Regions from separate parts of the Homo sapiens genome. Here region 2 is linked to region 1. A link is an interaction called in ENCODE POLR2A ChIA-PET data of the cell type or tissue named here. Cell type or tissue: HepG2. All regions are shown on one strand. Each heading gives the region's core, and the rest is flanking DNA. Links, peaks and the distances in the headings are about the cores only. Region 1 overlaps ZCCHC10 (zinc finger CCHC-type containing 10). Region 2 overlaps SEPTIN8 (septin 8).

Region 1 (5,380 bases), core at 187-5,186:
GTTAGTCTCAAACTCCCAACCTCAGGTGATCCACCCGCCTTGGCCTCCCAAAGTGCTGGGATTACAGGCATGAGCCACCGCGCCCGGCTTAGTTCTTATTTTATTTTTATTTTTATTTTCTGAGACGGAGTCTCGCTCTGTCACCCGGGCTAGAGTGCAGTGGCGCGATCTCGGCTCCCTTGCAAGCTCCGCCTTCCGGGTTCACGCCATTCTCCTGGCTCAGCCTCCCGAATAGCTGGGACTACAGGTGCCCACCACCACGCCCGGCTGATTTTTTGTATCTTTTTAGTAGAGACAGGGTTTCACTGTGTTAGCCAGGAAGATCTCCATCTCCTGACCTCGTGATCTGCCTGCCTCGGCCTCCCAAAGTGCTGGGATTACAGGTGTAAGCCACCGTGCCCGGCTTAATTCTTAAGTGTTACATATTTAACCTAGAGAAACCCTAACCTAAATAGATTGATTGGAATGGAAAGACTTTTGTTATTTCCATGTCACTCGATTCTCTGCATTCCATCTGTTATATGCCACAAGTCACATAATAATATTCCATTAAAATATGCTTTTTAATTGACAATTCAATTAGGTCATCTTCAATTTTGTTGAGGGAAAAACCTTAAAAAAGAATTTACTCTCAGCTGGGTGCGGTGGCTCACGCCTGTAATCCCAGCACTTTGGGAGGCCGAGGCGGGCAGATCATGAGGTCAGGAGATCGAGACCATCCTGGCTAACATGGTGAAACCCAGTCTCTACTAAAAATACAAAAAATTAGCCAGGTGTTGTTGCACGCACCTATACTCCCAGCTACTCCGGAGGCTGAGGCACAATCACATGAACCTGGGAAGCAGAGGTCGAAGTGAGCTGAGATCGCACCACTGCACTCCAGCCTGGGTGACAGAGCAAGACTCTGTCTCAAAAAAAAAATTTTTTACTCTAAAAAATTATGGCCAGCTGGGCATGGTGGCTCATGCCTATAATCCCAGCACTTTGGGAGGCTGAGGTGGGTGGATTGCTAGAGCTCAGGAGTTTGAGACCACCCTGGGCAACATGGCAAAATCCCATCTCTACCAAAAATACAAAAAATTAGCCAGGCGTGGTGGTGTGCATCTGAAGTCTCAGCTACTGGGGAGGCTGAGGTGGGAGAATTACTTGAACCCAGGAGGTGGAGGTTGCAGTGAGCTGAGACTGCACTCCAGATTGGATGACACAGTGAGACTCTGTCTCAAAACAAACAAACAAAACTATTATGACCATTCACTTTCTCAGCACAAACACCACTATTCTGCCATCTAGGTTTTTATACGTGAGGACAATACACTAAGGTATGTTAGAGATGGGTGAGAGGTATACCTTTCTTTTGTGAGATTAGAGAAGCGTTGTTAGAAAAGGGGAAGTAGAAAAGGAGACCAGTAGGCAAGTTCTCATCAGATTTGTTTTAGGAAGAATTGTATATGAATGTTGATAATCTAGAAATTGGTTATCTATTCCTGCATAACGCTTGAAGAACTTTCACGTCACAAATTGGAAGACTGTTGCCTTGAAAGTCTAAATATTTAAGACACTATTATACAGCTAACAGCCCTTAGGAAGATGCTGCTTTTTTTTTTTTTTTTTTTTTTTTGAGACAGAGTCTCCCTCTGTTGCCCAGTCGGGAATGCAGTGGCACAATCTCAGCTCACCAAAACTTCCACCTCCCAGGTTCAAGTGATTCTCTTGCCTCAGCCTCCTGAGTAGCTGGGATTACAGGTACCTGCCACTATGCCCGGCTAATTTTTGTATTTTTAGTAGGGATGGAATTTCACCATGTTGGCCAGGCGTCGGCCTCCCAAAGTGTTGGGATTATAGGTGTGAGCCACCCCGCCCAGCCAATTCTTCTTTTTATAAACATAAATCATAGCATATTATATATTCTGTTCTCTACCTTAATTAATATACCTGGTACTTCTTGGATAGCTTTCCATGTCAGCTCATATAATCTATCGGTTAATTCAATTGTCATTTCATTGACAGTTGAGGCAAAAAAGCAAAATGATTAAGACCATGAATCTGGGGGACAGGCTGCATGATTTAACACTTACTTTTTCTTCTTACTAGCTGTATGACAATGAGTAAGTTATTCAACATCTCCTTGCTTTAGTTTCTTCATATGTAAAATGAAGACAATAATACTACCTACCTTAATAGTGTAGATATCAGGTTTAAATAAGCTAATACTTATAAAGACCCTAGAATAGTACTTGGCACACAGTAAGCATCTATTAAACATTAGTAACATTATAATTAAAATCTGGAGAACCACCATGAAACGTTTGGTCCTTTAATAAATTCTATATACACATTAAAAAAATATTCCTTTGGATACCACATGTAAACCTACCTTTGTTGCAATAATAATCTGTTTTCTTTTTCTTTTAAAGCTTTCTTTAGTTCTGCTGTCCTTGAGGGCCTATGTAGGTATTTTCTTTTTCCTGTGCATTCATAAGTCCAATGTCCAAATTCCAAGCATTTCTGACATCTTACATGTTGCTTATTTGCTTCACTACAGAACAAAAAACAGAATACAAGCCTTAAAATTCTGTCTTGTGACTTTCACCCTAAAAACTATAAAAAAATATAAAGGATAAAATTATGTTTACTCTTATGGTCCAATTCATAAAAATCAACATTTTACCCTTGTGAGATTTAATACAACAAAGTATAATAAGTGTAATGACATGGTTTGGCTGTGTCCCCATCTAAATCTCATCTTGAATTCCCACATGTTGTGGGAGAAACCTGGTGGGAGGTAACTTAATCATAGGGGCAAGTCTTTCCTGTGCTGTTCTTGTGATAGTGAATAAATCTCACAAGATCTGATGGTTTTAAAAATAGGAGTTTCCGGCTGGGTGTGGTGGCTCACACCTATAATCCCAGCACTTTGGGAGGCTAAGGCAGGCGGATTACGAGGTCAGGAGATTGAGACCATCCTGGCTAACATGGTGAAACCCCATCTCCACTAAAAATACAAAAAAATTAGCCAAGCGTGGTGGTGGGCGCCTGTAGTCCCAGCTACTCAGGAGGCTGAGGCAGGAGAATGGTATGAACCCGGGAGGCAGAGCTTGCAGTGAGCCAAGGTTGCACCACTGCACTCCAGCCTGGGCAACAGAGCGAGACTCCGTCTCACAAAAAAAAAAAAAAACAAAAAACCACAGGAGTTTCCCTGCACAGTCTCTCTCTCTTTTCTTGCTGCCGTCCATGTAAGATGTGACTTGTTCCTCCTTGCCTTCTGCCATGATTGTGAGGCCTCCCCAGACATGCTGAACTGTGATTCCAATAAACTTTTTTGTTGTGTAAATTGCCCAGTCTTGGGTATGTCTTTATCAGCAGTGTGAAAATGGATTAATACATATAATAAATGGTTAAAAGCATAGACCTTGAAGTTAAGATACAGTTGAATTCAAATCTTGGCTCCTCAATTCTGTTCCAGTTATGTGAGACTAGGGCATTCAGACTACTTTCCAGCTCAGAACTAGAAAAGACCGTCAAAACATTTTTAACAAGCTTCTTTAAGAATCGGAAAATCAGCCAGGTGTGGTGGCTCACACCTGTAATCCCAGCACTTTGGGAGGCTAAGGCAGGCGGATCACGAGGTCAGGAGATCGAGACCATCCTGGCTAACACGGTGAAACCCTGTCTCTACTAAAAATATAAAAAATTAGCCGGGCGTGGTGGTGGGTGCCTGTAGTCCCAGCTACTGGGGAGACTGAGGCAGGAGAATGGTGTGAACCTGGGAGGCAAAGCTTGCAGTGAGCCGAGATTGCGCCACTGCACTCCAGTCTGGGTGACAGAGTGAGACTCTGTCTCAAAAAAAAAAAAAAAAAAAGAATCAGAAAATCAGGCCGGGAGCAGTGGCTCACGCCTGTAATCCCAGCACTTTGGGAGGCTGAGGCAGGTGGATCAGGAGGTCAGGAGTTTGAGACCAGCCTGGCCAACATGGTGAAACCCTGTCTCTACTAAAAATACAAAAATTAGCTGGGCGTGGTGGTGGGCACCTGTAATCCCAGCTACATGGGAGGCTGAGGCAGGAGAATCATTTGAACCTGGGAGGCGGAGGTTGCAGTGAGCCGAGATTGCGCCATCGTACTCCAGCCTGGGCAACAGGGTGAGACTCCATCTCAAAAAAAAAAAAAAAAAATCAGAGAATCAACAAGGGGGTCAAGCTGACCAGCTGAAATGGCTCAGGTCTGTAATCCCAGCATTTTGGGAGGCCACGGTGGAAAGATTGCTTGAGGCCAGGAATTTGAGACCAGCCAGGCAGGACAACACAGCAAGACTCAATCTCTACAACAAATTTTGAAAAATTAGCCAGGGCCAGGCCTGGTGGTTCACGCTTGTAATCCCAGCACTTTGGGAGGCCAAGGGAGGCAGATAACTTGAGCTCAGAAGTTTGAGACTAGCCTGGGCAACATGGTGAAACCCTGTCTCTAAAAAAAACTACAAAAATTAGCCGCGTGTGGTGGCAAACAGCTGTAGTCCCAGCTACTTGGGAAGCTGAGATAGGAGGTGCAATTGAGCCCAGGAGTTTGAGGCTACAGTAAGCTATGATTGCACCACTGCACTTCAACTTGGGTGACAGAGGGAGATTCTCTTTTTTTTTTTTTTTAAAGATGAAGTCTCACTCTGTTGCCCAGGCCAAGAGTGCAGTGGCACGATCTCGGCTCACCACAAGCCTCCCAGGTTCAAGCAATTCTCCTGCCTCAGCCTCCTGAGTAGTTGAGACTACAGGCATGCACTATCACGCCCGGCTAATTTTTGTATTTTTTGTAGAGGTGGGGTTTTGCCATGTTGGCCAGGCTGGTCTCAAACTCCTGGCCTCAAGTGATCCACCTACTTCGGCCTCCCAAAGTGCTGGGATTACGGGCATGAGCCACTGCACCCTGCCTGATTCTGTCTCTTAAAAAAAACCAAAAAAGATGGCCAGGTGCGGTGGCTCATTCCCATAATCCCAGCACTTTGTGGGGCTGAGGTGGGCGGATTGCTTGAGGTCAGAAATTCGAGACCAGCGTGGCCAACATGGTGAAACCCGTCTCTACTAAAACAAAAATTGCCAGGCTTGGTGGCACACACCTGTAATCTCAGCTACTCAGGAAGCTGAGGCAGGAGAATTGTTTGAACTTAAGGAGGCAGAGGTTGCGGTGAGCTGAGATCATGCCACTGCACTCTGGCCTGGGCGACAGAGTAAGACTCCGTCTCAAAAAAAAAAAAAAAAAAAAGAATAATCAAAACAAGATATGGAAGAAGATAGAAATCTAGAATTAAGTCAACTTTTGTGCTGGGTGTGTCTGTCCATCGCAACAGGGTAAGCATCACATATTACAAGCTAGGGAGATAAACTCTGTGTCAG
Region 2 (5,380 bases), core at 229-5,228, 240 kb before region 1:
TGGTGGGTGAGACCACAGCTCCAACTCCCAGGGTGGGAGCCCATCAGCGTGATGCCATGATCGGTGCAAGTACAGGCAAGTGACGCAGGTTGAGCCTTTATGACCATCTTGAGACCATTAGGGGAGCTAGCCTAAGGCTGCAGTCTACTCACAGGATGGCAGAGCCAAGAAAATCACAGAGAAAAGAGGGAGCCAGAGTCTGCCCTATCTCTGGGCTTTTCCCCTTCCCCCTGGCCATATCCTCTTTATTGCTGAGGCTAGTTGAGTGGTATTATCTATTACTTGCAACTGAAACATCTTCGGTGCCATAGGATCCAAAGTAAAACTCTTTGGATGCAGAGGAACAGGGAGAAAGCGAGGAGAGCCAGGAAAGGAGGGACAGTGTGGAAGGTAAAACATCTCAGTATTCACAACCAAAGGAAGGAAGGGACGTCTGGGATGATACCAACACCTCACTGAGGACCACCATGTGTGAACTAAGCCAAGTGATTTACACCCAGGCTCTCACTTGGTCCTTCCTCACTGTGGATGACAGACTCCATGATTATCCCCATTTTACAGGGGAGGAAACTGAAGCACACAGAAGCTAGGGAACTAACCAGGGCAGAGCAGGGACCTGAGAACAGACCAAGCTCTTGTCCCAAACCACTCTGCTACATTGCCTCCCCTGTTCTTAGCAGGCTTCCAACTCATTCATTCAGTCACTCAACACACACGCACTGGACATGTCTGCTGTGTGCCAGGAACTGAGATGGCTGCCAGTGAAAAGATGAGGACATCAGATCCTTGACCTCAGAGGGCTAAGCCTAAACTCAAATGCCTTTAGAAGCCAGGCAGGTAACATATATAGGTGAAGGGGAGCAGCACCTTAATAACAATGGCAACAACAACAGACATAACTAACATGTATTGCATGCTTGCTTTGCGCAACCCTAATTTAATCTAATTTAGTCCACACATCAGCCCTATGACATAGGCCGTAGCAGCCTCCCCATTGTCTAGATGAGACAATAGAGGCATCAAGAGAGTGTGTAATTTGCCCAAGACCACACTGCTCAGGAGAGCAAAGCCAGGATCTGAATGGAGACAACATGACTGTGAAACCCACACTTCTAGTCACATCACTCCCCGCCTGCTGGATGAAAGACAGCCACTAACTTGGCCAAGCGTGGGGGTTCCCGGGGAGAGGTGGGAATGGCAGAGAACTGGAGAGCCTGTGCTTATGCTCAATCCATGGTGGCCACAGTTCCACAACGCCAGCCAACTGTGGGAACACAGATCTAGTGTTGCCAAATCTTCCCGTTTTTAAAGAGAACCCAAAAATCTCTCTCTATATATACATATATATATATATATATATATATATATATATATATATATACACACACATATATATATATGTGTGTGTGTGTGTGTGTGTGTATATATATATATATATGTATATATGTATATATATATGTATATATGTATATATATATATATGTATATATGTGTATGTGTGTGTATATATATATATATATATATGTATATATGTATATATATGTATGTATGTATTTTTTGAGACACAGTCTGGCTCTGTCACCCAGGCTGGAGTGGTGTGATCTCAGCTCACTGTAACCTCCGCCTCCTAGGTACAAGCAATTCTCATGCCTCAGACTCCCCAGTAGCTGGGATTACAGGCACGCAACCACCACGCCTGGCTGATTTTTGTATTTTTAGTAGAGACGGGGTTTCACTATGTTGGCCAGGTCGGTCTTGAACTCCTGACCTCAGGTGATCCACCTGCGTTGGCCTCCCAAAGTGCTGGGATTACAGGTGTGAGCCACCATGCCTGGCCCAGAAATCTATATTTTTATGTGAAATTCTGTAATTTTTAAAGATTGACAACCAATACAAACTGAGAATACCATGAGGGCCCAATACAACATGTCAGGGGGCTGGTGTGGGCCAAAGGCCTGCTGGTCTGTAAGCTGGCTCTGGTGGGAGGGTGAGCTGGACGGACCCTGCAGCCAGGCTCCATTCTCAAGTCAGGAAGCCCCATGGCAGACTGCTCTGTGGGGAGGAGCCTTCAGGCAGGACAACTTAACTTGGACCCCAGAGAGAGGTGGACCCAAAGCCTCTGGCTCATTCCACACACCCAGCTCCCTGAGGTGCTCACACAGGGGTGAGCGTTGTATATGTCTTCAAAGTCCCAGGATAGAGGGAGTTGGCAGCTCTGAGCTCTACATATGCAATGAGAAACTCCATGGGGCCATTATCCCCTCTCTAATCACTAACAAGCTTTTGGCTCCTGAGCCAGGCCCCAGGCTTCTGTGTCATCATTTCTTTGGCACATCAAAGACAACAACCAAAACAATAACTTCTCAGGCCGGCTGCGTGCCTCCATGCCCGGCCGTCCAAGACAAAGTAGAGAACAGCATTTTGTTACGCAGCCCAGTGGATAACTAGGACGCCCTTTTCCTGATAGGAAATGCTCTGTCTGAGCCTCCTAGAGCAGCCCTCATCACCAGCCAAGAGGAGCTGTCCCTTTTACCATGAAACAAGGTGGGATCTGGGAAGAAACTGCATCTCATGGTTGCCAACACACAAAAACAGGTTTTTATCCAGAAGGAACTGGAAATCTACTGAATCTCTAAACCAACAGAGCCGGGGAAGCTGTGGGTAAATAAAGACCCCTGTGATCCAAACCCCCAAACTAGGCTGGTTGTTGCAGTGGGAGTAGAAAGGATACCCCACCATAGGTGGATTGGCTACCGAGTAATGGACAAAGAGCAGCCCCCAGACCTCAGGCCTTCCAGAGTTCTCCAGTGCCTTGGACTTTGGATGCTTTTCTTCCTCTGGGCTCCCATGCCTAGCACCCACTCACCTGTACACCCAGTCAGGCAGACAGGAAGCCCACTCCCCAGGGGAGCTCCAGCCCTGGGGGTGGCCCTATTAAGTAACTGAGCAATGGACTCAGGAGTCAATGGACCACTGGAAGCTTTCTCCACCCATGTTCCTGGCACAAACTATGCTAGCCCCGGCTCCAGCTCCTCCCAGGAGCCTGGGCCTTAAATAGCCAGAGCAGAGGCCTCTAGCCAGAACCCGTGGTCGCGGTCATAAGCACAACTGTCCTTGAGCCTGAGAGGAATCCTAGGAATTTTCCCAGGAAAGGCTTCGGCTCTGGTCCCAGGATTCCACAGCAAGCCTCTAAGCCCAGGTCAGAGGTTACGGGAAATAACCAAGGAGACATACGTGGGAGGGTGGGGGTGGGATGCTGCTACCCGGGGCCAGGAAGGAAGAATAGAGGCAGGATATACCTGTCCCAAATCAAGAGGACACCTGGGAGCCAAAGCATCTTTCTCCTACAGTGGCAACAGAAAACTTGAGAGAAGATTCAAGCAAGGATCACCCGCCATGGTCCCAACATGACGGCAGTCAAGGTAACAGGAAGCCAATCATCCTCACAAGGCCAGTCCTACTCCACCCATCCTGGGAAGAGAAGGAATTTTGGGAGCAAAACCATCCCCTGACCCCAATACTCCATTCTCTCTGTTTCTCTGTCTCACTAAGAGGCACTGTCTTTCCTTTCTGCACACAGCCAGCCAGGCTGGAGCTTATTAATTTGGGATAGTGTGTTTCAAGCTTTTCCCATCAAAATCAGATTTCCAGGAAGCTAAGAGCACAGTTACTGGTAGCTGGGCCAGTACTCGCCACCCCAACCCCCAGGCCTAGGACAGACACATTCTTGGCCTTTATTGTGCTGCCTGAGAGGGAGTGGTCTATCCCACCACAGAGGAGATGGGGAAGGTGCTCTGGGCTGCAGAATGTACTAGAACTCCAGGCATTCATATTTTCTTACTTAGCTCAGGGACTCCAGTGGCAGCCACCACTGCCTTGTAACAGGGAAAGCCACGAGTGGTCTGGGTATCACTGGCAGGAGAAGGCAGCCTCTGTTTCACAGCAAATGAAACCCTTGGAGGGAGAATGTGGGCAGCAAAGGTGCCCCGCCTTCTGTCCAACCCCACGATGGATGCCAGTGCTGGAAAGGGACGGAGGAATGCATGGGCACCAATACGGGTTGGCAGAGGTATGGGGGTGGCACTGCTATACTTCTCTGCTGCTTGTCCATTCACTCCAACACCAGGCAGAATGTCAGGTTTGTACCCAGGCCCAAGAGCCATGTCTGGCAAGTGGGCTTGGGTCCATACCCACAGCCCCTCCTGAACCCCAAGCATCAGGCAGCCCAAGCCCTGGAGCCCCCTCAGAAAACAGCCAGCCACCTGCCAGCAGACATGGGCCCCTGTACCTTCCTCTGCTGGTTCTGTCCCTCTAATCTGACCTCTAGGATAGGGAACACCTGAAAGCCGTGTATCCTGAGGAGAATATCTAATTTGCCCCAAGAACATGTAGGGCAACTGCACGCAGAGCCAAGATGCCCCCTGCCCCGTCCTCCGCTGCCTCTTCCCAGCCAGTTCTTTCAGGAGCTCTGAAGGTTCAGATGGCTCCAAAAGAAGCCAACAGAGTGCCCCAGCTCTACCACAAGGGCATGGAGACCTTGGGAGGGCGTCTCCTCCCCAGGCAGATGTGTCTCCCTCCTGCATGCATAGCTCTGCATCTGGTTATCTGGCAAAGCTTTTGCCTTGGGGGCCATGCCTGGGGATCCTGAAACCCAAGCTGGCAGCACAGAGGCAGGAAGGCTGGGGAGGCTGCAAGGGACACACAGAGGCCAGCTGGCCCTCAGGCCCTTTGCTCTACCATCCTGCAGCTGCTCGCCTCTGGTAGCTGGACTTGAGCCACAGAGACATTCGTGGTAGTTACTGCCCCAAATATAATATATGCTTCCACCTAGCCCATCCGAGGGCTCAAAACGCCAAGGTATCCACCCTCTCTGTCATCTCTGGTATTGGAATTTGGATCTTGTTCCCCCTACCTTTGCTAGCCAATGACCAAAGTCTGCATCCTCACCCAACCTTGGGCTGTTGGCATCAACAAGATAATGCGCTCAAAGCACCCACTGCCCTCCTTGCCATCCAAGGTTTTTGACACAAGTCAGACCCTGGGTTCCCAGGCTCCATCCAGTCTCCCTCCTCCTTGGCCCTGAGCTTGGTCTCCTCCTTGCCATCCTCTCTGTTCCTATCATGGTCAGTCTTTTAGCATGTGCTCCCTGGAATGACCAATGCTTTCCATCAGCCCCGCAGCTCTGACCCACTGCAATCAAGACCCCAAGGAGACCTTCCTAAGGTGGGCACACATAGCATGGTCTGATGCCCAAGAGAGAGGGAGGGCAGGCAGACTCACCTCCTGGGGGAGAGGGCAGAGCTGCAGCTCTGCAGGTGGTGCTCACATGTGCCCTGGGAGCTGCACGGGCATCTCTTGCTCAGCTCCCGTTTTTCTTCGG

What was found. ChIA-PET counts read pairs that join two places held together with the same protein. Peaks named below come from ENCODE experiments on the same cell type or tissue, not always from the same donor. Only the 100,000 strongest peaks of a DNase experiment are listed, where the experiment ranks them.
Region 2: POLR2A ChIA-PET joins it to region 1 with 8 read pairs; 1 of 35 experiments calls an interaction of 5 or more read pairs at or near these places.

What each region holds. Positions count from the first base shown.
Region 1 is chr5:133,004,385-133,009,764 of GRCh38, forward strand. It overlaps ZCCHC10 (zinc finger CCHC-type containing 10), which reads right to left. Exons shown (of 5, transcript NM_001300816.3): 3 at 2,375-2,536. Among named protein-coding and RNA genes, the nearest start is that of ZCCHC10, 19 kb to the right of the region's middle. In HepG2, for the core only: no CTCF peak of the experiment used is centred there; a DNase peak (open chromatin) is centred at 2,487.
Region 2 is chr5:132,768,643-132,774,022 of GRCh38, forward strand. All of the region lies in intron 1 of SEPTIN8 (septin 8), which reads right to left. Among named protein-coding and RNA genes, the nearest start is that of SEPTIN8, 5.9 kb to the right of the region's middle. In HepG2, for the core only: no CTCF peak of the experiment used is centred there; a DNase peak (open chromatin) is centred at 3,119.